Regions from separate parts of the Homo sapiens genome. Here region 2 is linked to region 1. A link is a loop called in an ENCODE intact Hi-C map of the cell type or tissue named here. Cell type or tissue: MCF 10A. All regions are shown on one strand. Links, peaks and the distances in the headings refer to the core of each region. The heading gives the core; the rest is flanking DNA.

Region 1 (15,229 bases), core at 7,781-10,280:
GGGAATTGGAGGTCAGAAATGAATAAAATACCATGCCCCAGTAGGCTCCAGTCTAGGGAAGTGGGCAGCAGGCAGAAACCAAGACACAGAAAGCAACGACACATAACAGATATGCTATGATACAAATGGTGCTGCAGGAGCTGCACAGTTCGGAGGCCATTTCTGGCCAGAGGATGGGATGCGTGAAATCCAGGAAGGCTTCCAGGAAGGAGTAGCTGGCACTGGGATGGGCAGGAACAGCAATGTCTCTACTGATGGTTTCATTGGAGAAAGCTGGCAAAGTTGAGAAGTTTGGAGACTAACCGTGACAAAATTTAAACATCAGGTATGTGAAGGCAAGGGGGACCAACTGTGACAAAATGTAAACGTCAAGTGTGTGAAGTCAAAGGGGAACCAGGAAAGTAAAAGAGTGACAATCAGCAGTGCTTTTGGCAAAAAGGCCTCTGGCAGCAGTGTAGAAGAGAAACGCAGAGATCACAGGTATAAGAATGACAGTAGGAGAGGGGAGGAGGGTACATATTTCAGAGGCATCACAGGGGGGTGTACTGATAGGACGGGGGCCTGCTTGTATGAAGGTGAAAGAGGAGGAGGGAGAGTGTCTCTGGGAGATGGGGTGAATGGTAGTGTTCTGAGCAGAGAGAGCAGGGAAATCAGGAGGAGGAGTGGTTCAGGGAAGAGGCAGGGGTTCAGATGCCAAGTTCTGCATTGGCCAAGCTGAGTCAGAGGTGCTGGGAGACTCCCATGTGGGTCTGGGGATAGAAGAAAGCTCTGAGTTCAGCAATGATCATGGAAACCAAGGGAGGGTTGACAGCACCCTGAGGTGGGGGAGACATGGGCACTGAGGAGGGATCTTGAATGATTCCTACATTAAAGACATCCTGACTGGGCACAGTGGCTCATGCCTGTAATCCCAGAACTTTGGGAGGCCGAGGAGGCCGGCCAAAATGGTGAAACGCCGTCTCTACTAAAAATACAGAAACTAGCCGGGTGTGGTGGTGCGCACCTATAATCCCAGCTACTCAGAAGCCTGAGGCAGGAGAATTACTTGAACCCGGGAGGCAGAGGTTGTAGTGAGCCAAGATCACACCACTGCACTGCAGCCTGGGCAACAGAGTGAGACTCTGTCTCAAAAAAAAAAAAAGGTATCATTTCTCTAGACCTGTGCTATCCAATAGGGCAGCCACCTGCCACACACGGCAATTAAGCACTTGGAATGTGGCTAGTCTGAACTGGGAAGAACTGCAAAAGTACAGTACATACCAGACTTTGAAGACAGGATGAAAAAGGGAAGGTAAAAACTATTACGTTAAAATTTTTAATAGTGATCACGTTGAAATGCCAATATTTTGGATATATTGGATTAAGTAAAGTATATTATAAAAATGAATTGTTTCATTTTACTTTTTAAAAATGTGTTTACCAGGAAACTAAATTAGCTGGGCAAGGTGGTAGGTGCCTGTAATCCCAGCTACTGGGGAGGCTGAGGCAGGAGAATTGCTTAAACCCAGGAGGCAGAGGTTGCAGTGAGCAGAGATCGCACCGCTGCACTGCAGCCTCGGCGACAGAGCAAGACTCTGTCTCAAAACAAACAAACAAAACCAAAAAACCCCACTACTCATGTAGCTTGCTTCATATTTATGTTGGATGACACTGTTCTAGAACCTGAATTCCATAGGATGTGGGATAAGTGTTGCTGAAAAAACTAAAGCAAGCTGGGAGAGTGGAGGCTGATGTTTGCAAGATGCCATGTTACTCGTGTCTGGGGGGAACCAGTCTCTGTACTCAGGACTTCTCAAGGCAGGCATCATCTCCCAAACCAAGTTGCCCACAGATACTCCCCCTTCCTCTGGACTTCCTGTGAGAGGAGGGTTCGGCAGAACCCACTCTGAGAGATGGTATTTTAAAGAGAATGATAAGCCTGTCAGATGACTAGGCGGGGAGAGAGCGAGGACAGGCAGAACAGAGGTAGGGGGTGCCACAGGACCAGAGGGAGGGGTGGCCAGTGGGGTCTTGGGGCTGCAGAGGGGTGAGAACAGGTGAGAGATGCAATAGAACTCCTCTGGCCAGGTTTGCAGCTGGCTTGGCCAAGCTCACTCTGTAGGATGCAGGCGGTAGCGGAAGCGCACATCGTGGCTGGGCTGCATGGTGCCAAAACCCCAGCGCTGCGGGTCAACATGGGGTAGTGGTGTGTCAGGGTCCACCAACTCTAAGTCAAAGTGTGTGACCATAAGCAGGATAAAGAGCTTCACCTCACTGAGTGCAAAGAACCTCCCAGGGCAGATGGAAACGCCCGAACCCCAGGGCATGGTGTAGTGGTGGATCTTCTTGCCTGTCTTGAAGAAGTCCACTTTCCGGCTGCCATTAGGGTTGAGGAAGCGATCGTACTTGAAGACGGTGGGCTCAGGGTGGATGTCAGGGTCCATGTGCACTGAGAGGTAGGGAAAGAGGGCCAGGATGTCTCCATGGCGGAACAGATACTCCTGCCCACTGGACATCTTCAGGGTATAGTCTTCATGAACCAACCTGAGGAGGGTGGGTGCAGCCCTCAGCCGCAGCGTCTCCTCCACCACGCTGTCTAGAACTGGGGTGTGTTGCAGGGCACCGAGTTTGAAGGCAAAGGACTGCTTGGTCTCCAGCCTGGCCTCACCCAGGACCTGGGTAGCTTCCTCCCTCACAGCCCGAATAGCTTCTGGGTGCTTCAGGAGGTACAAGAGGGCCCAGAAAGAGGTAGGCCCCGTGTTCCCCTGGGAGGCCCAGAGCATCATGAAGTTGAACTTGTCCTGCATAGCTGAGGGTACCCCCTGCTCCCTCAGAAACTGAAGCATGTTGCCCAGCCAGTTGCTGATGCCCTCCTTCTCCTGGCTGTGGCTCACGGAGAGCATCTTGTGAAAGAGACGCTGGAGTCGGCCCACTTCTAGCCACTCCCGGGGCCACAGCAGGGAGTAGACAAACCTTGGGAAAAGAAGGTCAAACTTGCGGAACTCCATGAATAACTCTCCTGCCTGTAGCAGGTCCTGCTCCTTGTCCTTCGTGTAGCCGAACAAGCTCAGGTAGCCAGCTGTGAACAAGATGTAATAGCAGAAGCGAAAGAGGCTGTCCTCATGCCAGCAACTGGCATCCAGACTCCAGCCTTTGGACGTCAGCATTACAAAGGACAGGCTGTCCAGCATGGTCTCATTAAGATCCTTCAAGCCATCCCCCCTCAGATGCTTGGTGCTGGCTGAGTGTATCATCTCATGGTCCCCTTGCACTGAACGGTATCCAAATACCTTCAGCACCAGTTTTTTTGCATATTGCCCAAAGTCTAGTTTTCTCTGTGTGTCCTTGAGGATGGAGCCAAAGGAGAGGGGGTCCATGACGAAGGTGAAGTACTGGCCCCCTAGCTGCACTGTGAACACATCCCCATGCTTGGTCCTCATGCGCTTCAGAAATTCAAACATATTCTTCCGGAAAGCCATGGCATGGCCAAGCCAGGGCACGGTACCCTTGTCCAGAGGGGGCTCCCATGGCCTGCGTTGTCGGAGCATCCCTGGCAGGCACAGGTATCCAGCAATGACCACCAGCAGAGCTCCCAGCACTGGACCCCAGAGAACCATGGCTATGCTCCTGCGGATTAAGCTCTCGACACGCACACTGTTCCCTGGGTGCCAGAGAGCTTTGGGAGGCCTTGGAAAGTCCAGGATGTAAAGGTCTGAGCACCTGGACCTTGCCCTGTGGCCGCAAGTTATGGCAAATAACACTAGTGAGACAGTACTTGGAAGCAGCAAAATGTTCCCCTGGACTTAACACTTGGCTGACTGGTCACGTAGGGGAGGAGGAGGTAACCAGGAGAAAGCTCAGAGAGAAGCTTCCAGCTATGGTCACAGCTGCTCACCAGCTTCATGCTTTGCTCTGACCTTTTCAGACAGCTCTTGCACCTTCTCTCTAAGCCTGCCTTGAGCCCACTCCCACCCCCATAGCTGACAGACTATTTATACCCCCATTTACTCATGCTTTTATTTATTTGCCAGTTCAGTTGGTAGAAATGAATCAAGCACTTACAAAATCTCACTTCCACTCTTTCCTCATCTTTAGAAGACTCAACAAATGCCTCCATTCCTACTTGGCCCCCTTGGTCAAGTAAGTTAACCTCACTGTGGCTCCACTCCCTCATCTGTGAAGTAGGGATAATTACAGTGCCTTGTAGGTGCTGTTGTGAGGCAAAAAGAGATAACACCTGAAAAGCACTTAGAATAGTGCCTGGCTCATGCTAGTGCTCCATATATGTTAGTTAGTATCCTAAAGCCTTTTCTCTTACCTTTGCCTGCTCCCCTGGACCTCACAGCAGCCCGTGCTTATCTCCTCATTCTTTCCCTAGTCTGTCTTCCTCTCTGGTCTCAAAGATGCTTGCCAAGGGGGCATGACCTTGTTGAAGTCATGTCTGCTCCTACCTCCATGTGCACAGAGTACACAGTCAAAGGCAAGTGAAGAATGACTGTATGCCCTTCCACAACAGCTCTGACCCCTAACCCAAAAAAAGAGGCATTGATGCTGGGGCTTTAGATGCTGAGAAGGCTGAGATGGTGGAGGGGGTGTTGACTCCATCTTGGGGTATGAGTGTGAATGAACTCATCTGAGGAGGCCACAGAGCCTCCCAGATGATGACTCTTCAAGCAGAGGCTGAGCCCTCAGTCTCTGAGCCTCTCACCCGGAGCCCTCTCACCTGCCCAACTGCTTGCCTATACACTTCTCTGACAAGAAGGCAGAATCCTGGAATTGTAAAATGTCAGAGACAATAGAGACCTCACTCAATCACTTCATACTTCATTTCACAATGAGGATCTAGGTGCAGAACGCAGTGGGGACCCTCTTTGACAGCTGCCCTGGCTTGGGGCCTTGAGATAAGCTAATCATTGACTAAGGGCCTTCTGAGACATGTCAGCCCAGGTCCCTGCCAGCAGCTCAAGAGGGAGAAAACTGTACCATTGACGCCAAGGCATTAGTCAAGCAGCCTGGCCCATTGTTGCTATAGGTGAGGTTCAAACTCAATTCAATCAGTTCTGATAACCTCCAAATTACTTTTTAACTTCCTAACGACCTGAGAACAGGGACTTCGGCTCTTCAGACAAAAGAGGGTATGGAACTTCCATATCCCCTCTGGAGTGAGCTTCCTTTGCCTATGAGCTTCCCCTTGGCAGGGAGTTGGAACTGTCCACACTCTGCTTCCCAGAATCCCTCTTTAATTGTTCAGGACCACCACAGTACTTGGCATCATCAACTCTCCTCAACCTTAGAATTCGGTCTGAAACTGGGCCAAATCCAATGAACTGAACCGTGTCCCCTAGTTTTTAATGGATGAACCATTATTTCACATTCATTCTTACCTCATTCATTAACCCACACTCATCTATTCATTCCCTCCTTCCTTGGAGAAGCCCCATCTATCCATTCACTAGATATTTATTGGGCACTTACTGGCAGAAATGTTGCTACGATCTGGGATTATAATCATGAATGAGATAGACACAGTCCCTGCTCTCTTGCAGTTTATGGTCTAATGGAGGGAGAAAGATATTAAATCACTGCCCAAAGTAATTATACACATATTTCTCATTTAATGTGCTTTGCTTTATTGCACTTCACAGATACTATGTTTTTTACAAATTGAAGGTTTGTGGCAACCCTGCATTGAGGAAAACTATTGGCACCATTTTTCCAACAGTGTGTGCTAACTTTGTGTCTCTGTGTCACATTTTGTAATTCTCACAATATTTCAAATTTTTTCATTATTATCATTACAGCTGTTATGGCGATCTGTGATATGTTAGTACTGTAATTGTTTTGGGGCACCATGAACTGGGCCCATATATGATGCAAACTTAATTGGTAAATGTTGTGTGTATTCTGACTGTTCCACTGACCAGCTGTTCTCCCCTCTTTCTATCTCTCCTTGGGCTTTCCTGTTTCCCAAGACACAGCTATTTTGAAATTAGGCCAATTAATAACCCTACAATGGCATCTAAGTGTTCAAGTGTAAGGAAGAGCTGCGCTTTAAATCACTTTAAATTTCACTTTAAATCACAAGCCAGAAATGATTAAGCTTAGTGAGGAAGGCCAAGATAGGCTGCAATCTAGGTTTGTTGCACTACACAGTTATCCAAGTTGTAAATGCAAAAGAAAAAATTTCTTGAAGGAAATTAGAAGTGCTACTCTAGTGAATACATGAATAATAAGAAAAACAGCTTTATTGCTGATATGAAGAAAGTTTTAGTGGCCTGCATAGATCAAACCAGCTACAACATTCCCTTAGCCAAAGCCTAATCCAGAGCAATGTTTTAACTCTCTTCAATTCTATGAAGGCTGAAAGTGATGAGGAAGCAGTTGGAGAAAAGTTTGAAGGTAGCATAGGTTGGTTCATTAGGTTTAAGGAAAGAAGCCATCTCTATAACATAGAAGTGCAACGTGAAGCAGCAAGTGTTGATGAAGAAGTTGCAGCAAGTTATCTAAAAGATGTAGCTAAGATAATTGATGAAGATGGCTACACTAAGCAACAGATTTTTAATGTAGATGAAACGGCCTTATATTGGAAGAAGAGACCATCTAAGGACTTTCCTAGAGCAAAGTCAATGCCCTGCTTCAAAGCCTCTAAGGGTAGGATGACTCTCTTTTTAGGAGCTAAGGTAGCTGGTGACTTTCAGTTGAAGCCAAAGCTCACGACCATTCTGAAAATCCTAGGGCCCTTCAGAATTATGCTAAATCTACTCTGCCTGTACTCTATAAGTAGCAAGGCTAGGTGTGGTGGCTCGCGCCTGCAATCCCAGCAATTTTGAAGGCTAAGGCAAGTGGATTGCTTGAGCCCAGAGCTTGGAGCCCAGCCTGGGTAACATGGTGAAACCCTGTCTCTACAAAAATTAGCCAGGTATGGTGGTGCATGCCTGTGGTCCCAGCTACTTGGGAGGCTGAGGTGGGAGGATCACCTGAGCCTGGGAGGTTGAGGCTGCAGTGAGCCAAGATCATGTCACTGTACTTCAGCCTGGACGACAGAGTGAGACCCTGTCTCAAAACAAACAAAACAAAGCCTGGATGGCAGCTCATCTGTTTGCAGCATGGTTTACTTAGGCCCACTGCTGAGACTTACTGCTCACAAAAAAGATTCTTTTCAATGTATTACTACTCATTAACAATGCACCTGAGATCTCTGAGGAAGATGTTCGAAGAGATGAATGTTGTTTTCATGCCTGCTAACACAACATCCATTCTGCAACCCATGGATCAAGGAGTAATTTCAACTTTTCAGTCTTAGTATTCAGAAATACATTTCGTAAGGCTATAGCTGCTGTAGATGGCGATTCCTCTAATGGATCTGGGCAAAGTAAATTGAAAACCTTATGGAAAGAACTCACCATTTTAGAGCCACTAAGAACAATTGTGATTCATGGGAGGAGGTTAACATATCAACATGAACAAGAGTTTGAAAGAAGTTGATTCCAACCCTCATGAATGACTTTGAGGGGTTCAAGGCTTCAGTGGAGGAAGTCGCTGCAGATGGGTGGAAATAGAGAATTAGAATTAGAAGTAGTGCCAGAGGATGTGACTGAATTGCTGCAATCGCCTGATTGAACTTGAATGGATGAGGAGTAACTTCTTACGGATGAGCTAAGAAAGTGGTTTCTTGAGATGGAAACTAATCCTGGCGAGGATGCTGGGAACACTGTTGAAATGACAATAAAGAATTTAGAATATTACATAAAGTTAGTAAAGCAGCAGTAGAGTTTGAGAGCATTGACTCCAATTTTGAAAAAAAGTTCTATTGTGGGTAAAATGCTATCAAACAGCATTCCATGCTACAGAGAAATCTTTCCTAAAAGGAAGAGTCAACTGGTGCGGCAACCTTGATTGTTGTCTTATTTTAAGAAATTGTCACAGCCACCCCAGCCCTCAGCAACCACCACCCTGATCAGTCCAGGGTGAAGACAGGAATCACTGAAGGCTCAGATGATCATTAGCATTTTTTAGCAATAAAGTTTTTTTTAAAAATTAAGGTATATATATGTATTTTAGATATAATGCTTTTGCACACTTAATGGTGTATAGTCTAAACATAATTTTTATATTCCCCGGAAACAAAATTCGTGCGACTCATTTTACTATGGAGGTTTGAAACCCAACCCGCAATATCTTCGCGGTATGGCTGTAATTGTGACAAATGCTGCAAAGAAGAGCAGAGCATGAAGGGAGGTGGCAGTCAGGAAGGCCACACTGATTGGGCCACACTGATTCAGCGGAGGCCTGGAGGACCACAAGACCCAGTCAATGTGTGTTGTGTGTGGTGGAGGTGCTAGCGGCCGAAGAGGGGTGCTGGTCAGGGGATGCAGCAGGGTGGTCCCAAGGTACCGAGAGCATATCCACCCTGGGGCCAATGAGCCCAGGGCACTCGGAGAAGGGGGAAGAATCTCCACAGGGTGCAGAACCGGCAGGCTCTGTGCGGGTTAGGACTTTGACACATCGGTGGCACTGAACCCCTCTCACGCCAGCCGGCCCAGCCACGCTTGTGTCCGGGGCCAGCCCACGGGGGCCACGCAGGGCTGCCGGATGGACAGGCAGGGAATACGGGCTCTTCCTCGGGAGGAGACTGGCTTGCCCCTGGGAAGTCAGCCCACGGGACTGCCCTCCTCTCCCTCCCGAGGGGCTGGGGACCAGCAACTCAAGCCAACACCGGGAGCGGGCGGCACGTCCCCTCCTCGCCCCTTCGGTCCGGGAACTGTCAGGGGCCGGGGCGGGGTTACGATGGTGGGCTAGGGGGCCAGGTAGGACCAAAGACACACGGAGGCGGCCTCCGGGACAGCCAGAGGGCCCGCGGGCGCTCGGGAAAGGGGCGGGTGCACTTCCGGCCCCCGAAGCCTCAGCGAGGGAGTCTCCGGGAGGCGCGGCGGGGAGTAGGCAGTGTGTTGCTGACCTCTGGCGGTCGCTCTGCGGCACTTCGCACCTTCTTTGTGCTCAGGAGCGGTGAGTGTCAGTTCGGCGGCTGAGCCCCCAGTAAGGGCGTGGTTCCGGGCCAACGGGAGGACGTGCTGATGGCGCTGCTTTCTTCCTTCCCCACCGCAGCTGTTTCCGACTCGCGCGCTGAACCCACCACTACCCCTCGGCCCACGCCCCTGGCAGTTTTCACGGCATAAGCCCGGCAAGAGCATCATTTTGGTTGTCCTGGGGGGTTTTGGGGGTTAGCTCCTTTATTGCTAACCTCATTTGCACATTCCATGGTGGGCAGGACAGTGGATTGAGTTTTTTACACTGGGCCCTAGTAGTTCCATGTTCCTGTCTGATGTCATGACTTCTCATTCTATATATGGCCCAGAATTTTGAGCAACTGGGCACTGACCTGAGGATTCTATTTATCTGCTGTGGTTCCTTTACTGGGGTTCTCCGCTGTGGGTTCTCTAGTCCGGATGCACTAGCTCTTCCCTGAGTCTTGTTTGCCCCTTTTTCTAATTCTGGATGATATTGACTGCTCCCCCAGTATGTGCCACCTCTTGCTCACTGCCTCGCCCCCAGCAGTAAGTAGTACCATTGAAATGGAAATACAGGGGAGAAATTATTTCACCCTGCCTTTAGAGCAGGTAATAATCGTTTCACTTAGGGCTTATGTATGGCTCCTTTTTGTTTCTTTCTAGCTTTCCAGGTTCCTTCTGTTTTTCCTGGAGGGGAAGGAACCCCCTCCATGGCAGCCTGGGTTCTTGACAGCCTGACTCAAGGGTCACTATGCTTACTGCTAGCCTGAATCACATATACCAGGTTGTCGTAGAACCAGTGTAGGACATAAAAGGCAAACCTGGGTTCTTGTCCCAACTTTTCCACCAATTTATGGCATGACCCAGAACATTTTGTTTTACCCTTCTGGACCTTTATTCTGATGTGTCAAAATAAGAGGTACTGAATTTGACGTACTCGCCAGCAGTGAGATGCTATTATAAAGGTATTGGGTTGTACATTCACTAATTTGCCAAGAGATAACGAGGGCATATAGTGTGAGAGGGTGGAGGGATAGGGTGGGAATTGGAATGATTGGCATTGAGCTTCTAGCCAGGGGATGGCTCTATGCTGATCATTTCCATCGCCACCAACACCATCACCATTCTTATTTTGAGAACTTACCTTGAGCTAATATTACACGAAATTCACGTATTTTGCCATCTAACCCTTATATCAACCCGGTTCAGAGATTCCGTAGAAGAACTCACAGGACTCAGAATACAGTTGTAATCATGACTAAGATTGATTACAACTGGATTGCTGGTCCCTAGCCCCTTGGGAGGGTGGGGAGGGCAGCCACGTGGGCTGAATTCCCACGGGCAAGCCAGCCTCTGCCTGAGGAAGAGCCAGAATTCTCTGCCTGTCCATCTGATGGGATACATAACCAGATCATAAGGGAAAAAGACATAGGTGGAGTCTGGAGGAATCTATGTGCAGGATTCCGAGTTCTTTCTCCCTGCCAGGAGAGATCACACAAAGCTTACTCCTCCTAGCAATGGAAACGCAGCAACATATGTGCCATGTTTCTAACTAGGGAAGCTCAAAAATTAGTCAGTGCCCAAGGTTTTTATCGGGGGACTGGTCATGTAGGCACCTTCTGCCTAGCACATACCAAAATTCCAGACTCCTAGAAGGAAAGCAGATATTCATTATAAATCATGTTTGTACAAATAGTCAAGGCATAACGAACTACTCTTATTGGTTAAGTGTTGACTGGACGCACTTTGAAAGTGAAGTTCCCAGACACTAGCCAGGGGCCTACCTTGCAAGCAGGCCTTTTTTTGGGTCTCTGACTTGCTATGTTAGTGATTTTATGCACCCAACCATATGAAGCAAAAATGCCCTCATTTTACAGAGGAGAAAATTGAGATTTCAAGGGCTGGTAACTTGTCTAGAGTTGCACAACTAGCAAGTGGTACAACCAAGAGTCTAATCACTCTGTTTACTTCAGAACTTCAGCTCTTCATCCGCTGCCATATTGCCAGTCCCAGGGCCTTCCTCAAGTCCTTTGTCTTTGTTCTTTCTGCCTGAAATGTTCTTTCCTTAGCTATTTGCATGACTGGTGATATGGTTTGGCTGTGTCCTCACCCAAATCTCATCTTGAATTGTAGCTCCCATAATTCCCACCTGTTGTAGGAGGGACCCAGTGGGAGATAATTGAATCATGGGGGCGGTTTCCCCATACTGTTCTCGTGGTAGTGAGTAATTCTCATGAGATCTGATGATTTTGTACTGGGAAACCCCTTTTGCTTGGTTCTCATTCTCTCATCTGCCACCATGTAAGACATGCCTTTCGCCTTCTGTCATGATTGTGAGGCCTCCCCAGCCACGTGGAACTGTGAGTCCATTAAACCTCTTTTTCTTTATAAATTACCCAGTCTCGGGTATGTCTTTATCAGCACTGTGAAAATGGACTAATACAACTGGTTTATTTTATTTATTCATTTTTTAAGAGATAAGATCTCACTATGTTGTCCAGGCTGGCCTCCAACTCTTGGCCTCAGGCAATCTGCCTGCCTCAGCCTCCCAAGTAGGTGGGACTACAGGGATGTGCTGTATGCCTCGCTTGGTTTCTTTCAATTATTCACTGCCTCAACTCAGATTACACCTTATAGAAAGGCCCTCCCTGACTACTCTATGTAAAGTAGTCTCTTTTTAAAGTACTTTGTATCATTAACCTATTTTAGTTTCATCAAAACATTTATAATTATGTGAAATGATCTAGTGTCTTTCTTTATTCTCTATATCAATTTTCATCCAGTCGCAGTGGCTCACACCTGAAATCTCAGCACTTTGGGAAGCTGAGGCGGGCTGATCACCTGAAGTCAGGAGGAGTTTGAGACCAGCTTGGCCAACATGGTGAAACCTGTCTCTACTGAAAATACAAAAATTAGCCGGGTGTGGTGGCGCATCCTGTAATCCCAGCTACATGGGAGGCTGAGGCAGGAGAATCACTTGAACCTGGGAGGCAGAAGTTGCAGTTAGCTGAGATCGCACCACTGCACTCCATTCTAGCCTGGGTGGCAGAGGAAAACTCTGTCTCAAAATAAAATAAAATAAAATAAAATAAAATAAAATAAAATAAAATAAAATAAAATAAAAAGAAAAAGTCAATCTTCCTCAGTGGTGTGCTGGTAAATTGGCACTGTAAGAAAAAAAAGTCTTGATTGGTAGAGTTGGCCAGTTTCATATTGTAAATACATTGCCCCTGGCCAATTTCAGGCACCCATATAAGGTCACTGAAGGAGGAGTTGGAAAGAGATGTGCATCGTCAGCATGGAGTCCTGATAAGTAAGCAACAATGAGGAAGGGACCTTAGGTAGGGGAGAACCCCAGGTGGGGAAGAACAATGAACAGTTGTTCTGAGAGATGGCTAATCACAAATAACCTGTGGGCACAATGACTTGTCCTGTCCGCAAGTGGCCCCAAGAGCAGAACCTTATAAAACTTCCCTCCAGCCCCTGCCTCATTGTAGACAGCCCATTTCCTGCTGTGCTGCCTGTTGCAACTTTGCAACATATTTTTATACTTTCTGTAATAAATCTGTCTTTCTTTACCTACAGCTGTCTTGGTAAATTCCTTTACCACCTGCACCACCAGCCCCAGATAGTTGCTACCTGTGATAATCAGCTTTCCTGAGTCAGTGTGTGCTGGCACCACAATAAACTCTTTAAAATCAAGGACTATGTCTTGTCCATTGCTGTATCCTCAAGACCTAGCACATTGCCTGGCACATAGTAAATACTCTATAAATGTTTGTTGAATGGACGAATAATTCTCCAATTCCATCTCTGATTACTGTTGCAGGCATTCAGTCTTATTTTAGAGATGAGAACAATGGGGCTCAGAGTGTGAGGAACTCTCCCTTGGGCACACATTTATTAAGTGGTAGAGCCAAACATTTAATACAGCCAGTTTGTGCCAGCTTTACTGCTAAGTGGGTCAGAGAAACCTAAAATGGGAGAAATTGGAGCTAGAGAAACAAGTTGTCCATATACAGTTCCATAGTTCATAGCAACAAATAATTTATTGCAGGCTTAAGCATATGCAAGGTAGTATCTTAGTCTCAGGGAGACAAAGATTGATTGGATTTTTAAATCATCCTTCAAGGATCTCACTGATTAAATGGGATAAGCACGTAATATCAAATGTACAATACTAAAGCAGTATGAGCCAAATGCCAATGGATTCTGAGAGCAGTGTCACATTTTGTTGGGGGAAAGGGAATAGGGTCAGAAAGGGGTTTATAAAAATAAGCCATTTGAGTTGGGCTAATAAGAATATATAGGGTCAGGTTGTGAATGGAAAGGTAAGGTATTTCAGGCAAACGCTGATGAGGATTTTTTGCTCCTTAGTTCAGCTAAAATCTGGTTTCTGGTCTCACGACTGGGAAAAATTAGGCACATGGACACATTGAAAGGTGAGGAGAGTGGAATTTATTGATAAGAAGCTCAGAGAAAAAAAAGAGGGTCTTGCCAACAGGCTCCCACCTCACAGATTGAATACCAGGCCACCACACACCAGCTGAAGAGGCCAGGCTTCTCCCCACCGCATAAGGTGTGAATTCCCGGTGGCTACACCCCAGTCTCCCAGTGCACAGGTGGGCCCTTAGTCTGAGCCACTCCACATTGATTTATTTCCCTTACTGCACATGTGTTAAGGGACAGAATTCTTCGCTGTGGGCATGTTAGGCAAGCCCCCTGTGCACAATGACCTGAGCAGCATTTGGCTGTCTCATTTCTATCAACTCTGTGGAGAAAGGCATCTAAAGAGGTGGTGAGATGTGCTTGAAGAAGAAAGTCCAGTTCATCTGATATGTCAATGCAGGTACAACTCAGGCAGGCCTGAAGACTATAACTCTAATGAACATGCTATCCAGGAAACTAACCTTCAATCCACATGCACACCAAACCCTCAAGAAAATTAGAGTTGTTAGTAGTTACAGTAGTCCTGCCTTGTCTGCAGGGGATACATCCCAAGATCCCCAGTGGATGCCTAAAACCATGAATAGTACTGAACTCTATATATACTATATTTTTTTCTGTACATATACATATATATCTATGATAAAGTTTAACTTATAAATTAGGCACAGTAAGAGATCCACAACAATAATTCATAATAAAAGAGAACAATTATAACAATAAGTTGTAATACAAGCTATGTGAATGTGGTCTCGTTCTAAAACTATTTTATTGTACTGTACTCACCCTTCTTATTGTGATCTGTCAATGTGATAACTGTCATGGCTACCAAGTGACTAATGGTCAGGTAGTATATACAGTGTGGATATGCTAGACAAAGGGATAATTCATGTCCTGGGTGGTGTGAAAGGAAAATAACAACTTGGGACCCCAATTCACTATGCTGAAAGGAAAAAGTCAAGCTAAAAGCTGAGTCATGCAAGAAGTTGCCTTTCCTTTTGTTCCTAAGCAGATAGTTACAGATAAAAGGTAAAAAATCTCCACAGGTAGCTACTCTATGTTCACCTTATCTTATGTAACCTGCAGATTTACTTAGCATGAGATGAATACATAATTAAATATTCCCCTACCTGCTCCTTTTCTCTTACATGTGGATTCAGTAATGACCATAACCTCTGTCTTTCCCCTGCAGCCTGCTTTTCCCTTTTAAATATTGAAGACTTCAACATCATCTTTGGAAAAAGACACATACCTGTCTCCTGGGTTATGTCCTTAACCTTGGCAAAATAAACTTCAAAATTGATTAAGTCCTTTCTCAGATACTTTTGGTGTACAGTGGGATGGAGCAGAGTGGTGTGAAATTTTATAATACTACTCAGAACAGCGTGCAACTTAAAACATGAATTATTTTTGGAATTTTCCATTTAATATTTTCAGGCCATGGCTGATTGTGGGTAACTGAAACCACAAAAAGTGAAATTGCAGGTACGAGGGGACCAATGCATTTGCAAGTGTAAATGATGTGATCTTAATGCCATAGTTTCTAGAGTAGCTTGGAGAGTCTAAGTCCCCCCACCCCCTGCAACCCAAGGCAAGGAGAACTTTGTAAAATACTTGGTTGAACTTCCACTGCATTCCACTGCAATCAAGCAGTATCTTTAGCAATCATGCACCTTCATGGGGAATTTGAGGGCCAGGAAAGCATGACTTTCCATGAAGAGATTGGATTAGTATCCTTTGTCCATGTGTGATGTTACCTTCCTGTCGATCGCTATCATCCTTGTGACAGTTGTGCA
Region 2 (15,229 bases), core at 4,413-6,912, 330 kb before region 1:
TCCAGACTGGTCTTTACGTGTCTCAGAAGGAAAAGATCCTGTCAGGGTGATGTCTACTAGAAGGAGGCAGCTCCAGGGCAAATTCAGTGGCTCAGCAATATCACCGCAGATGTAGGTATTTTCTGTCTGTCCACTCTGCCATCTCAGTATGTGGACTTTCATCCTCAGACTTACCCCCTCATGACTGCACAATGACTGTTGCTGCCCAAGCATCATGTTCCCACAGAACCCCATCCACTGGCAGGGAGGAGAATTTCCTCTATATGTCTCCTTTTATCAGGGACAGTCATCTATCCCAGGACCCACCTTTCGCACACTCTCTTCAGGCCAGGATTAGGTCACATACCCAAACCACAGCTGCAAAGATTGGTGAGGGTTCTATAAGGGAAGTTGATCTACTGAGAAAGAAATGGGGATGGCTGCTGAGTAGGTAACCAACAGAGTCTGACTCTCAGTCTCTTTTTGGACATTTCTTGGGATAAATGTGTGATCTTTCATATTCCTCCACCTGAGCCTAGTGGTGCAGTATATGGGGGAGGGGAGAGATCCAAATCAGTCATGCTTCAGTGTAAGAGACAGAAAACGTTCCGGGTGTTTTGTACAGAAAGAGATTGAGTGTAGGGAATTAAATATAGGAAGGCTTGGAGGGCTGGAAGTTTGGGTGCACCTCTATCCATGGTCACACCATTGCAGCTGCCACCTTGCCGAACATTACTGCCAATATCTCGGTTGCACATCCATTAAAGCTAGTGACAAGAAAGCAGAAGGAACATAGTGTCCTGCTGCTGCAGAAAACTCAGGTCTGCCATATCCCACCCATCAGCCACCACGCTGCAGGAAACACAGCCTTTACTTTTCTCTGCTTCCCAACTGTCTTGGTGGTGCTTCCCTCTGGTAGAGCCTAAGTTGCATCAAATTCCTAGCAGTGAGAGAATTCCGGAAAGGAAGCCTTGAGCCTTCCAACCCCAACAAAGCAGGGGAACATGGAAGGGGCTAGAGAAGAGGCTGAATGCCAATAGATAATTTCTAGCACAGCGGCTCAGGTGGCATTGTAGCCCAAGTCCCAGAAAACAGAGCCTGAGACAAGGGCCTGTGACCAGGAAACAGAAGAGTGAAACGGGGAAGTGAGGAAAGCCAATATAAAGGTGAGTCATCAGCCCGGGCAACATGGTGAGACCCTATCTCTGCAAAAAAATTAAAAAATAAAAAAATAGACGGGTGTGGTGGTGCACGCCTGTAGTCCTAGCTACTTGGGAGGCTGAAGTGAGAGGAACACTTGAGCCCAGGAAGCTGAGGCTGTAGGGAGCCATGATTATGCCACCGCACTCCAGTCTGGTGACAGACCAAGACCCTGTCTCACGATAAAGGTGAGTTATTGCACTGGCCACTACTGGGGCAACAGGACTCAATTCACTGGGACCCTCTGCAGGGCTGGCAGAACACGCCCAAAATCGTCCTCCTGAGGGACAGAGAAGGAAAGCATTAACCACTGGCTCCCAGCCTCTGTTGCTCAAGGTTTGCCCACGTTAGCCCCCTCACTCTTCCAGGCTTGACAGGCATGAACAAGAAGCAGGTTCCTGCAGGCATCCCATCACATAGTCAGAGGAACTCCGGGGCAGAAAGGGCCAGCTATGTGGTAGAGATAGGGTGAGGAGCTGTCAGGATCCCCCACCAGGAAGCTGGCTAAGGTTGGCCAATAGGGAATGAGGCAGAGGACCCAACACAGGTGGCCTCCTGGGGCTGAGAAGAGGAGCCCCACACAAAGGTCCTCGTGCACTAAGGTCTGCATGGACACTCACTGGTCCTGCTGCCAAGGTCTTTGGCTGGGGTACTCATAGCTGCTCTCTTGGCTGCAGCCCCAGGGTCTACCCAGCTGACTTGGCCCCACTGAGGCTCACTCTGGCCCCTCACACCGCTCCAGGCTCAGCCATGCCATCACCCAGCCATGCCATCACCCAGCCTTGGGTGTGAGCTTCCCCCCGCCATGGCCTCTGTGGCACTCACTTCACCATTCACCATGGCAACACCATGACAGACCCACCAGTTCCAACTCCGCCACCTTTCTCATGCCCCAGGGAGCATGCAGGAACTTCTGAGTCCCTTCCAGGCCTCTGGGAGCTGAGGGTAGCTTGGTGGTGTTCACTCAGATCTACTTGGCGTTAAATTTATAGATCCACCATTTTATCTAGAAGGGCCACTTAAGGGGCACAGGTTGCTGGGAGGACTGACTTCCTAACACAGAGTGGGACACACACACCCTCTGTTTTCAGGTTTCAATGTGTCCCTTCAATATTTCCTAGGTAATGAGACCAGGTGGGCTTTCCTCCCTTCCTTCTATCCTCACTTTCTCCTTGCAGAGATGACATACCCCTCCTCCACATTTCCCCAGGTCATAATGGTGGAGGGCTTCAGAGGGATATAATCTCAGGGGCCAGGTAATGAGAACGGTATCTGTTTAATGTTTTCAAAGTATTACCATCATATTTTCATTCAGCAAATAATTACTGTGTGCACAGTTCTAGACACTGAGGATGCAGTGGTGAACATGGCAGAGCCCTTGCCCTCATGGAACTGACCCTCTAATGGTGGAGACAGATAGTAAAAGAGAAAAGTTACAGAAAAAGAAGGCAGGATGAGGGTTAGAGTGAGGGGGGTGCTCTGTTAGTTGGGGTGGCCAGAGGGAATGACAGTGGGGCAAGAGCAGGTCATTCCCCCTCCCTGATGATCAGAGGAATTTAAACCATATGCATCAGAGCTGGGGCTCAGAGATCTTGCAGTCCAGGTCAAAACATCCAGTTCCCTGCCTCTGCAGAAGCAGCCTGGACAGTAGCTAAGGAGAACCAGGTGGCCTGGGGCCTCAGCAGGGTCTGAACTCCCCTAGGCAGGGGCTCAGGGGCTGACCAAGCAGTAAGGAGAGGATGTCTGGCTGGATATGGTGAGGCTTGTTTCTTGGGTCCCTCATTGCAGCAGTGACCCAGGCCCACAGACTCCATCTGGATGTGGAGTGTCCCCCCCGGCTGCCTCCAGCTCAATGTCCTCGGTGCCAAGTGACACAGAACAAGCAGCTCTTGAAAAGACTAATATTTACTCTTCAAACGAGAGCTGGCACAGGCTGTTTCCTGCAACTGGCGTCTGACTCGCCCTGTGGGATGGACACAACAGGAGGCACTCCGGGAGATAGGCAAATGTCCCCTCGGACGCCAGCATTCTGTATGAGACGATGTCTGTGAGATGGGGACAGCATGTTCCAAGGTTCCATTAGACACATCTCATTTCTGCCCGCACACCTCACAGTGGAGAGCTCACTGCCTCTCCAGCCCCTGCTGGACAGCTCTGTGAGAAAGTTCATTCTAATGCTGGCCCTGTGTTCCTTGCCCCGGCCCTTGCTCTGATCCCTGGGGCCTCAGGAAAAGCGCCTGGAATAACCCCCAGGGCTGGGGGAATAAAGGTCCTGGTCACCTTTATTCCTCCCACCCCGACCCGCCTCTGGCTTCACTTCCCCAGGCCCACACTCTGGGCTCTGTGGCCAGAACAGGATATTTCTGGGTTAGGAGGAAGAAATTGCCTTGAGGGCACCTCTGTCCCCCTGCAGCTGTGTTCCTTGTCCTCATGAGAGCCCTTTAGCTGAGTGCCTCATATGGGAAAGTCTTGACCAGGAAACTGCTGGTCAGACGGCTCGAATATGGGAAGGAGAGTCCCTAGTGGCTTGGGGGTCAGAACCAGCTCCCCCTGCCCACTTTCCCCTCTGGAGTCTCTCCTCTATGCTCTTCCCCACCCAAGCCCCCCATGGCTTCCAGAGCCTTCCCTGACCAATATAACCCCAGGCTTGTTTCCCCGCCCCTTCCCCCACCACTGCAGCCCTGTGCAGGCTTAAACACTCTGGCAGCATATGGGGCTTTAGAGCCCCAAAGGCCAGCCTTCTTAACCTTGTCATGTCAACTGCAGGGCTGGGCAAGGCCAGGACAAGATCTCCCAGGGGAAATGCAGGCCCACCCCATTCTCCCAGAGCTCTCATAACTGACTGCTGACACAAGCAACCCTCTTTTTAAAACAATTCCTTATTATCCCTATACCTAACTCCCAAGCTCCTGGTCCCTTGTAAGCAGCCATTCAAGTGTATTTAACATGTATCTTTTCGCATATATCCTCACAAAATATTTTATGGTCTTGTATGCATATATTTCTTATCATATAACGGTGGTTTTTCACTCAGCTCTAAGTTTTGAGGATTCATCCATGTGATGTTACATCTAAATCTGGTACATCTGCCTGCATCGTGGTGCTCCGTGGTGAGCCTGCACACTTTCTTTCCATGATGGATACACAGATTGCTTTCCACCAACACCAGTAAGTCTTCAATGAACATGTCCCCTTGAGGATCTGTATAAGAATTTTCCTGGGACAAATAACCAGAAGTCAAATTTCCACTTCACAAGGTGTGCACTCTTAACTTGGGTAAGTAGGCTGTATTAGTTTGTTTAGGCTGCCCTAACAAAGTAGCACAGTCTGGGTGGTTTAAGCAGACATTTATTTTCTCATGGGTTGGGACTTCAACATGTGAATTTTGGGGGAACAGAATTCAGCTCTTAACAGTGGCATGGCTCTGCAGATTGGCCGTGCCTCTCTACTCACTGCCACCTCGCACGAAGTCCTGCATCTCCACACTCCCTCTTGCACTTAGTGCCATAGAGCTTTGCAAGATTTGCCAAACTCATAGGTGTGAGGTGGTCTTATTGTTGTTTGAATGTGTATTAATGATTTAAAATCTCTTCATATGCTTATTAGCTTTTTACGTTTTCTCTTCTGTTAATTGTCTGCACATTTTCTAGTGGGGTTGCTCTTACTTGCTGATTTACAGGAATTTCTTCTGTTATTAATCCCTTAGTGGTTTCTGGCATCATAAATATCTCCTCCCATTCTTTTAACTTTGCCCATGAAATCCTTATTTGTATATAGTCAAATTCATCAATCATTTTGCCTTAAGGCAGTCCTTTTCCGCCACAAGCCACAAAGATAATCTTCAAGTTCTGCAACATATTCCACAGATTTTGCCGTCCACATTTGACTTAAGAAGTCCTTTTCCACCACAAGCCACAAAGATAATCTTCAAGTTCTTCAATGTATTCCACAGAATTTGCCGACCACATTTGATCCCAGCAATGTCTTGGTGCTGACTCAGCAGAGCCAGGTGGGCTCCTTAGAGCCTCTCCTCCACTAGCACTGCCCAAAGATGCTTGGCAGCTGTCAGGTAGCACTTCTGCTACCTGGGCCCCTTCAAGGGGTAGGCCCCAAGAAAAAAGAAGGCAACTCACCAGCCAGAACTTCTCATCCAGCCCTCCTGGCATAGAAGGAACATCTTTTATTCTTTGTGGGTATTGCCAAGTGGGGGACAGCCACTTGTTTCCTCCTCAGGGGAAACAGAGCTCCAAACTTTACTGTCACTGGCTCCCTAGAACAAGCCTCAGCTTCTCAACCTGAGCAAAAAAGTGGTTAAAGCAGATGGTGTCTGAAAACTATCAACTACCAAATCCCAGCACCCAATAACTCAGATGTTTATTTTGGAAGTCACTGCCTTCCTCCAAAAGATTCTGATTCAGGACAGATGGTGCAGAGACTCTTGGAGAGTGAATTCCCCAATGTGTTTAGAGGATGGTCAGGAGAGGATAGTGCATTTGCTTTCTTTCTGGGAATTTTATTAGCTGCTATAGGAACAGCCTTTGCTAAAGGCCACCTTCCCTTGGCTGGAAACCTGAGGAGGTGGCCGGCAGCTGCGCCCCCTGGTGGCCATTCTGTGGTCAGGCTGGTCCTGGGAGATGAAACTTCACCTTCACAGTAGACAAGAGCCCAAAACGCGGAGCACGGAAAGTGCCTGCTGCACATAGCAGGGCAGGGGCAGAGCCTGCAAACTGGGGAGGCCTCCCAGCCCCCAGGGCATTGTTGTGACTGCTATTTTGGTTGGGGGTTAGTACTAAAGACTATTTGAGCCCTTGCGCCTGTCTAGGCCTCACTGGACAAGATGACCTGACTTTCACTTCTTTCAACAACCCCCTCCCATTATGTCAGGCCCACATCACACTGTCTAGCAAAGGATCCATAACTCGGAATTTTTCACATAAGTGCAAAGACACATGTTAATAAACACTTTAGATTTATTCTGCCATTTCTGAAGCCACCTCATTTAATTTATACATAGGATATAAATGGCTATACATTTTTACACACTTTTATACAAGTTTAGGTTGTACTACTGAGTTTGTTAAAATGTACCCATTATTTACTCAAAATATTTATTGTTACAAGAAAACCGTAAGAAGCTTGTGTAACATGAACAGCAAGTATTGAAAACGAATATGTAAAGTAAATGGTTTTGCCCTGACTAAATCAGCCTCAGTATTTTATGCTTTTAGTAGAAAAGCCCATTAAACAAAATAGAATCCTGGGGGATCAAATCATATGAATGATTCATGAAATAACACTTCTGAAGCAACCCCAGAATCATATAAATGTAAGGGTTAAAGGTCATATGTACTAAGCATGGGTCAGAGGAATAGAATGGATTTGTTAATTTTACCCTAAATAAAAGGCGCTTGTGGGCAACAGCTCTGCCATCAATACACATGGGCAGATGTTTCCGAATCCAGCCATTCCCAGATTTCACTGACATGCCCTTTTCCACAGGCTCCCTGCTGATGAGATTTCCCCAGCAGCAGAAGTTTGACATCACTGCTCCCGGATGGGAGAATCAGAGCTCTCCTCATTTGGGTCAGGGGTGGCTGGCTCACGAGGTTTGGTCCAACCAGCAGAACCAGCTCCTTGGATCCTGGAATAAACCAAACATCAATGGTACCATGCGCTCTGTGCCCAGGGAGTGAAAGGCAGGTCCAGGGTGGGAAGAAGAGGGGCTGCTACCTTTTGGAGTGAAAAAAATGAGGTTTACACTGTAGTATAACAAAATGCCTTTTTGTAAAGGCCAGAAGAAATGGCTGTGCTGTGCTGCCTGAAGCAGAAAAACCTTCATGTACCAGGTGAATGTAAAGCCTTTCTCCTCCCACACACAATGGACTCACCCAGTATTACCCTCCACTACCACTTTTGACCCTCATAACAGCACCCTGGCGGGGGGGCAGATTGATGTTATCACCATTTACCAGATGAGGAAACTGAGGCCTGATGGGCAGTGATTTGTGCACTGCGACATAGGACTCAGTGAAGAGCCTAGCCAGCTGACGGTCAGCTGACTGGTGCACTCTTTCCCTCACCTTCTCTCTCAAGGGCACAGCTACACTCTTTCTCCACCATTATTAACACTCACAGGGCACAGGTAGAGCGTCCCCAGACCTGTGCAATATTCTACACGAAAACATTTGGAATGTGAGCAATGTCTGAACAGGGGCTTGCCAGGCACATCTGATCACCATAAATGCTCCCACCCCTGCCTGTCCTCACTTGTGCTGCACTATGCAAGCAAGCAGCAGGTTCTCAGAAGGCCACTGTCCTGCATGTCACAATGAGTGGCCAACTCCTTCACAGAACAGCAAATAGCAGCCCTGGCTACAAGGTGCAGTGTGCAACCCCCATATGCCAAGGGGCAGCTGCTATCTTCCAGCAGAGAGAGAACCCCCAGCTCTGCTCCCTACCTATGCCCTGCTTCCTGTGCCTCACACAGCCAGCCTTGCTGGCCTGCTGGCTATTGTCTCTGACTCTGAGCTGTGCTGACCACCAAGTGTTACTCCTCTCCAAGACTTGACTCCCAGGCATGGGTGGGAGAGTTGAACCTCAATGCAATCTGCTCCCACTCTGAAGCTCGTCTACCCACCCCATTTGTTACAATTAAAGATGGTTTTCTCATCCCTCCAGAGACTCCAGTTTCAGACTCTGTCTCCAGAGCTGGAATGTATAGGGCAGAGGTAGAAAGAGGCAGGAGAGTTGGAGAACAAGAGCACCTAGAAAAGAACAGAGGAGCTCAAGCTCATTTAATCAAAATGCTTAAATGTTTTAATTCCAGCATTCTCCAGAGTTCACAGAAAAGAGGGATGCAAGCCCAAAAAGCAAAAGCAGGAGCTTATGGTCACATGCCTCCAGCTGCAGGCAGTGGGGCCTCTGGTACTGAGAGGGAATGCCACCCGAATATGCCCCAGCTGTCTCCACCCAGGAAAAGGAAAGCCAGGTACACTTCTCATCACAGTAAGACTAGCCTAACAGGGGAAAACAGATTTACATGTTTCGTTCATTAGCATATTAGGGAAGGGGAAACCTTTTGGGCTCTGGCCCCGTGGTTGGGAAACCCTTCCTAAGAGCATGGAGCCACACTCTGGCCTTGATACAGTAGATGGGACTTAACACACTCTGATGCTCAAGGCCTTGCAGCATCTGATACCAGAAGGCACCTCTAAAGTTTTGTTTTCAACATTATTTCATCTATTCCCAGATCTAGTCCAGTGATGTCAGCTGCACAGGTAGCATTTAACTACTGGGAAAACAAAAGTGCTACAACAACAGTGAGTCCATGGTGGAGTGAGGATAACTCCTGGGATTTGGAACCAGTTTGCTGGTATCAAGGATCACACAAGAGGCTATAAACCTCCAACCCTGAACCAAGTCAAACCTAAGCCTGGGGATTTCCCTCGGATGAAATCACCAGAACTTCTTTCCTATTTTCAGTCTCTTCCTTCAGTGAGCTGAGGATTCTTTTAGCTAGCTGGATTTCAGTCAAACAATGTTTTTGTGGTCATTACTTGTACTGTTTTTCTAGTGCATCTTTTCCCTTTTGTTTGCAAAAGTCAATCTCACCCCATGTAGATGTTAACTGATATCCACACATTCGACCTGGTGTGGATAACATCTCTGGTAGTGCCTCGGTGGTCAGGAAGCATTACCAGGAAGGACTCATCTTCAAGGACCGTTTCTTTACTGCCTGCTGAATATGGATCATAGGCTCAGATGCCCAAAGCACCTGGGGTACAGGTCTACATGGCAACCCAATGCCACATAGGAAAAGAAAACAGTCCATTTTTAAGCCGTTCTTACCGACTTTTTTTTTTTTTTTTTTTGAGACGGAGTCTTGCTTTGTCACCAGGCTGGAGTGCAGTGGCTCGATCTCGGCTCACTGCAACCTCCACCTCCCGGGTTCAAGAGATTCTCCTGCCTCAGCCTCCTGAGTAGCTGGGGCTACAGGCACAAGCCACCGTGCCCAGCTAATTTTTGTATTTTTAGTAGAGATGGGGTTTCACCATGTTAGCCAGGATGGTCTCGATCTCTTGACCTCGTGATCTGCCCACCTCAGCTTCCCAAAGTGTTATTGACTTTTAAAGCTTTTTTGTTCTTCTCATTTAAAACATTTTACCTCCCCTCCTTAACTTCCCATTCTATTTCACCATCTCTTCAAAATTGTCTCCCAGAAAAACTGAAAATTCACCTGCTGGGTATGCAGAAAATTATGCAGATGTGAAATCAGTGTAGAGACAACTTTGGAGTTTATGTCTGAGTATGCTGCCAATATAATTTTCATATTCAGACTTTTTAGAGACAGGGTTTCACTCTGTCATGCAGGCTGGGGTGCAGTGGTGTGATTATAGCTCATGGAAGCCTCAAACTCCTGGACTCAAGGGATCCTCCTGCCTCAGACTCCCAAAGTGCTGGGATTACAGGCATGTGCCATCACATCCGGCTAATTTTTTTTTTTGTAGAGATGAATCTTACTATGTTGTCCAGGCTGGTCTCAAACTACTGGCCTCAACCGAGTCTCCTGCTTTGGCCTTCCAAAGTGCTGGGAATACAGGCATGAGCCATCATGCCTGGCCCATATCCAAATATTTTATGTTTGGTCAAAAATAGAAAATTCTATTATAAAAAATAAAGTTACTATGGCAACATTTTCCCAACATAGTTCCCAGTATATAAACTTATTTTTCTTAAAATGATAACAAGGTAGCTCAATAACAATACAATACCAGTGATAACCAAATATAATTGAATTTTTCTAAAACTACATTCTTACATTCCCTATCCACTCAACTCTTGTAATGGTTTTCCACTTTTAAAAACTATCAAAATAGGATTTTTAAAAATTTATCAAGACCACATAATGCAGTTGAACACTCAAAGTGTTCCATGCAACTGTGGTTGAACTATTCAGATTCCAGACTTCTACCAAGAACAATCCAAAGAGCAAACTCCCAAAATGACCTCCTGCGTGGTACAAAACAAGCCAGGCTGAAATTTCGGGAAACCTAAGGGATCTTATCCAGAACCATATTTTGGAAAACTGTGATCAATCAATTTTTTGACAGTGAAAGAGAGTAACTTTCCAGAGTATGTGTTAATTATATCTCTATCAAGCTTTAAAAAGTTAACAGATACTTAACTCTTGTTCATAAAAAATGAGGCCCTCAAGCTAATTAAGATGACTGGGAAAGGTGCAGAGGAGTAATTAATTTTGGAGGCGCTCTGGGAACAGGTACACAGGGTACAGTAGTCATCATCATTAAAACAACAGGCACTCAGCTCTACTGAAAAGGCTGATGACAGCAGCCCCTCCCAAGCGGATCTGTAAAGTGCCACTGAATCCATGTTCATTCACCTACTCCAGGTTGTGGTCAATTGTAAGTAATCCTGAAATTCTCATTTCTGCTCATGCTGACAAACTTATCATCTAGAAGTACTGGTTATTCAATTAATTTTTAAAATATTCGGATATACCCTGCAAATAAATATAAAACATCTCTGTACCCAAACAGTCCCACCACTATAAAAGGTTACATATAAATTAAATAAACTCAGATTTCTTAACCATTTTCTCAGCTTAAGTTTGCCCTCACCCTAAATGAAGTCCAATTTATATCCAAAATATAATTAAATATTCCAAAGGTATATCGAACCTAAGATATTGAAAAAATGTAAACAAAATTTATCTAGCTTACATTTATGAACCATATTTTTAGGTTTTTAATTCATCCTGTACTGACCCTCTGAAAAAAAAAACTAATCAAGTTATGTTTAGACTGAAAGCTGATTTGGATTTTAAAGTGGTTCCTTGGAGACAACTCTCAATGACTAAAACCAGTGTTATTGAATCAAGTGGTTTACTGTATCATTCAACTTAAAAGACCAAAATATTTCCTTTCTCTCTTCCAATAAAGCTCTTTCTGGATGAGCCCCCAGATCCAGCTGTCCTAGGTAAACGTGCTGAACTGGCTGGAGATCCTGCAGTAATGCTTGGCACAGAACCAAGGCTGGGTATCAAGCAACCTCATGACTTCCACTGCAACTGTTTAACATCCCCAATTCCTGGTTTTTCAGTCCAGTTGGCTGAAAAGGATGGAAACTGGAGTGTAAAGTAGAGAAGCAGAAAGAGAAACATAGATTGATCCTCAAAAGAAAATCAAAGAATCCATTCATCACAGTGTCATCCTCATACTCCACAGTCAGACTGCTTCTCCTGAAGCTGCCTTGTTAGTATCTGATATGAAGACAGAAAAGCCACTCCTATGTGGAAAAGGATTTGCCAGAGGTTCCTCAGCCCGTGCAGGTACATGTTGCCCAGGCAAATAAAGAGCAGCATAAGCACCACCTTCATAGTCCTGGCTGGACTGTAGAACAGGTACAAATAACACTGAAATGAGACCAGAAGAGGAATTCCAATCAGAGATAAAATGGCCACTAGATCATATGCAAAATTCACCTCCCACAGCTTCCATGAAGAGTGTCATTTCTCTCACATTAGCTGATTAAACTGAATTCATTACAGTAAAGCGTGGACCCACTGGTTAGGCTGCTAATTATTGGACGAAAGTGAGGATTTGGAAGATTAAAGGAAAGTGAAATAGATGTCACAGGAAGAATCAGTGCATGGCACATCTGAAAGAAGTTAAAGAAATAGACAGAAATGACCAGGCTGTTGGCAGTAGAGAAAGAAGAGCTGCACATAAGCTGCAGACAGCCAGGCTGCAGACAGGGGACCCTAACGTGACTGACTGGCCCCCCAGTGAAGTTTTTCTTCAGGGAGCCAGGACAGGCAAGCAAGCTGGTGAGAGAAAGCCATGCTTTTACTATTTTGGTTTCTCCTGAGCCACGACTACATTGAGCACCACTCTTCCCTTGGGCACCCTCCTTATCATGTCTTCCAAAGCATCTCTGAGTCAGGGAAAGGTCTCACAGCAGGGAGAGTGACTGGTATTTTGTGTATGACTATCACACATAAAAGGGGCCATTCTTGTTCTGCAAAAGGTGGAAACGGCATTTTGGTTCAATGCTTTGTTTTTTTTTTTTAAAAAAAGGACATCACTGAACATGGATCAATCTGACAAAGGTTCAATCTACAGAGGGAGGGAGTGAGCTATCCAACCAGGAACACAGTTGAAGGAATGAGGTGGAACTGTACAATCCCTGCAGTCCTAAAACATAGCTCTAGGAAACTGCCACTGGCTATGTCCAAGGTCTTGGAGACTTGTTTTCTAAAAAATGAATGCATTTTCATGGGTTGAAAATTTCTTTTTGCATAATCAGGTAATGCTTTTTCATTTTTTTTAGGCAATGTCTTTCTCTGTTGCCCAGGCTGGAACACAGTGGCGTGATCTCAGCTCACCGCAACCTCCACCTCCAGGGTTCAAGCAATTCTCATGCCTAAGCCTCCCAAGTAGCTGGGACTACAGGTATGCACCACCATAATCAGCTGATTTTTGTATTTTTATTATAATAGAGATGGGGTTCCCTAGGCTGGTCTTGAACTCCTGGCCTCAAGTGATCCACACATCTTGGCCTCCCAAAGTGCTAGGATTACAGGCATGAGTCACCACACCTGGCCTGGGTAATTCTTAAGAATAAACCATTCTAGGATGTATGTGGAAGAGAAGGAAAGCGTCCTAAGAACAGAAATTTTAATTTTAAAAAAAGGGAGAAAAAATATGTATTCAGAGACAGTGCTAAAATCCTAGTCCATACGGAGGACAAGGAAGGAGAATTAGAGCCACGCTTTCACTAGAATTAACTCTGCCTATGAGGGACTCAAAATCGCCTCTTTATGCCACCCCTTAGTACACAGCTTATATGAAAATAACTAATCAAAACCCTCTAGTTAATGTTCTAATGTTTGCTTCAGTTCCTAAAGAACAGGTCTGAGTCAGAAGGTATTACTATTTAAAACAACAACAACAACAACAACAAAAAAATCAGCAGTTCTTTGACCTAGTCTTATATATGTATATATTTTTTAAAAAATTTTTTGCAGAGGTCGGGCGTGGTGGCTCATGCCTGTAATCCCAGCACTTTGGGCGGCCGAGGCGGGTGGATCACAAGGTCAGGAGATCGAGACCATCCTGGCTAACATGGTGAAACCCCGTCTCTACTAAAAGTACAAAAAAAATTAGCCAGGTGTGGTGGTGGGCACCTACAGTCCCAGCTACTTAGGAGGCTGAGGCAGGAGAATGGCGTGAACCCGGGAGGCAGAGCTTGCAGTGAGCCAAGATTGTGCCACTGCACTCCAGCCTGGGCAACAGTGCAAGACTCCGTCTCAAAAAAAAAAAAGAAAAAAAAAGTTCAGAGATGGGGTCTTGCTATGTTGCCCTGGTTGGTCTCAAACTCCAGGCCTAAAGTGATCCTCCCACCTTGGCCTTGAAAAGTACTGGGATTACAGGTGTGAGCCACAATGCCTGCCTAGACCTATATTTTAAAAACTACATGTACACAGATGCTACTTTTATAGAAGGACATTTCTGTGCTTGGACTGTCCTAATAATAAGCACAAGGCAATATCTTGCCACTCACTAGTCAGGCCTAATCCAATCCCTATGTAATCTCATCCCTCCCTTCTGGGAAGTCAAATCCAAACTGCTGGTTTCTGTTCTGCTGCTGTCAATAGCCCCTTGGCCTTGAACAAGGGGCTTTCCCTTTATGAGCACAAAGTTCTTCCTCTGTAAAATGAGAGGACTGGCCAGGATGGGCCTAAGGTCCTCCACTAAGGGCTTGGTATTGTCCATGATGTGAACCATGACCTTGGTGGAACAAAAATCACATCTAGAAACTTGCTGATAGATGAACAGAAGAACAAAGTAAGGTCATGGATTTAATCCACTGACCAAAATATCGTTTCACCCACCTGGAAAATGCAGGCTACGAAAGGAACAAGAAAAGCCAGAATGTTTCCAATTTCCTCATGGGCAACCTAAAACAAATACAAGGAACACAAGGAAAGGGATATTTAGATGAAAGGAAACACTGTGACATAAAGCACTTTACTCTGCCTTCTGTCTGGTATGGTTGACAGTACAAAATCCCTGGCTGGGTGAGACACAAGTTCCTGTTTATGCACCAGATCAGGGTTAGCATACAATCGTTTTCAACAGCTTGGTCACAGCATGTGCCTCCTGTCCCCATGTGACTGTGCTAAGTCTGCAACCTGGAATGGGCCGCCAATCCCTCCACCTCTCAGAAACCTAAGCATCTGTTAAGACCTAGCTTTCTCTAATTCCTCCCATCTCCAGGCACTGCCGCCTCTTTAGGATTGCCACCATACACTGTTTTGGGCCATGAGAGCCCCCAAGGCAGGGACTATGTCTTAACCATCTTGCTGGCCAGGTACTAATTCTAATGTATACAAACAAACAGACAGTTGGTAAGTATCTGGCTAAGAGCAATCATAAACAATAAGAGTAGAAACCACAACACACATTGATCAAAGACAGGATGTGGTAACAGGCAGTTACCACTCATAACACAGGCCTGCTGCCATTCTCCAAACAGGTCAGTCTACATCAGTCTCCTGAGGTTCAACAACAGTCATGCTTCAGACTTTACCCACTATATGCATGGGTGTGAGTATGGTGGCACTATCTTTAAAAGTAATATCTATTTGTTGATGCTAATAATGGTTTTATACCTCCTCTTTTTTGTTTTTGTTTTCTTTTTTTGAGACGGAGTTTTGCTTTTGTCGCCCAGGCTAGAGTGCAGTGGCGCAATTTTGGCTCACTGCAACCCCTGCCTCCCAGTTTCAAGCGACTCTCCCACCTCAGCCTCCTGAGTAGCTGGGATTACAGGCATGCGCCACCACGCCCAGCTAATTTTGTATTTTTAGTAGAGATGGGTTTTCACCATGTTGATCAGGCTGGTCTCAAACTCCTGACCTCATGTGATCCACCCACCTCAACCTCCCAGAAGTGCTGGAATTACAGGAGTGAGTCACCACACCCGGCCGATACCTTCTTGAAATACTTCTCAAAATACTTCAAAATTTTAA

What was found. Hi-C counts contacts between places; a loop is a spot of excess contacts. Peaks named below come from ENCODE experiments on the same cell type or tissue, not always from the same donor. Only the 100,000 strongest peaks of a DNase experiment are listed, where the experiment ranks them.
Region 2: it touches region 1 in a loop (5-fold over the local background); 4 of 110 quality-filtered maps call a loop at or near these places.

The regions. Positions count from the first base shown.
Region 1 is chr3:42,872,221-42,887,449 of GRCh38, forward strand. It overlaps CYP8B1 (cytochrome P450 family 8 subfamily B member 1), which reads right to left and starts at 3,659. Exons shown (of 1, transcript NM_004391.3): 1 at 1-3,659. The coding sequence starts at 3,596. The coding sequence ends at 2,091. RefSeq lists silencers at 2,922-3,098, 9,090-9,139 and an enhancer at 8,757-9,051. In MCF 10A, for the core only: a CTCF peak has its summit at 8,940 (motif pointing left); a DNase peak (open chromatin) is centred at 8,941.
Region 2 is chr3:42,541,838-42,557,066 of GRCh38, forward strand. SEC22C (SEC22 homolog C, vesicle trafficking protein) reads right to left here. Exons shown (of 7, transcript NM_032970.4): 6 at 14,093-14,158; 7 at 6,132-11,611. The coding sequence ends at 11,411. Among named protein-coding and RNA genes, the nearest start is that of VIPR1-AS1, 17 kb to the left of the region's middle. In MCF 10A, for the core only: a CTCF peak has its summit at 5,778 (motif pointing left); a DNase peak (open chromatin) is centred at 5,794.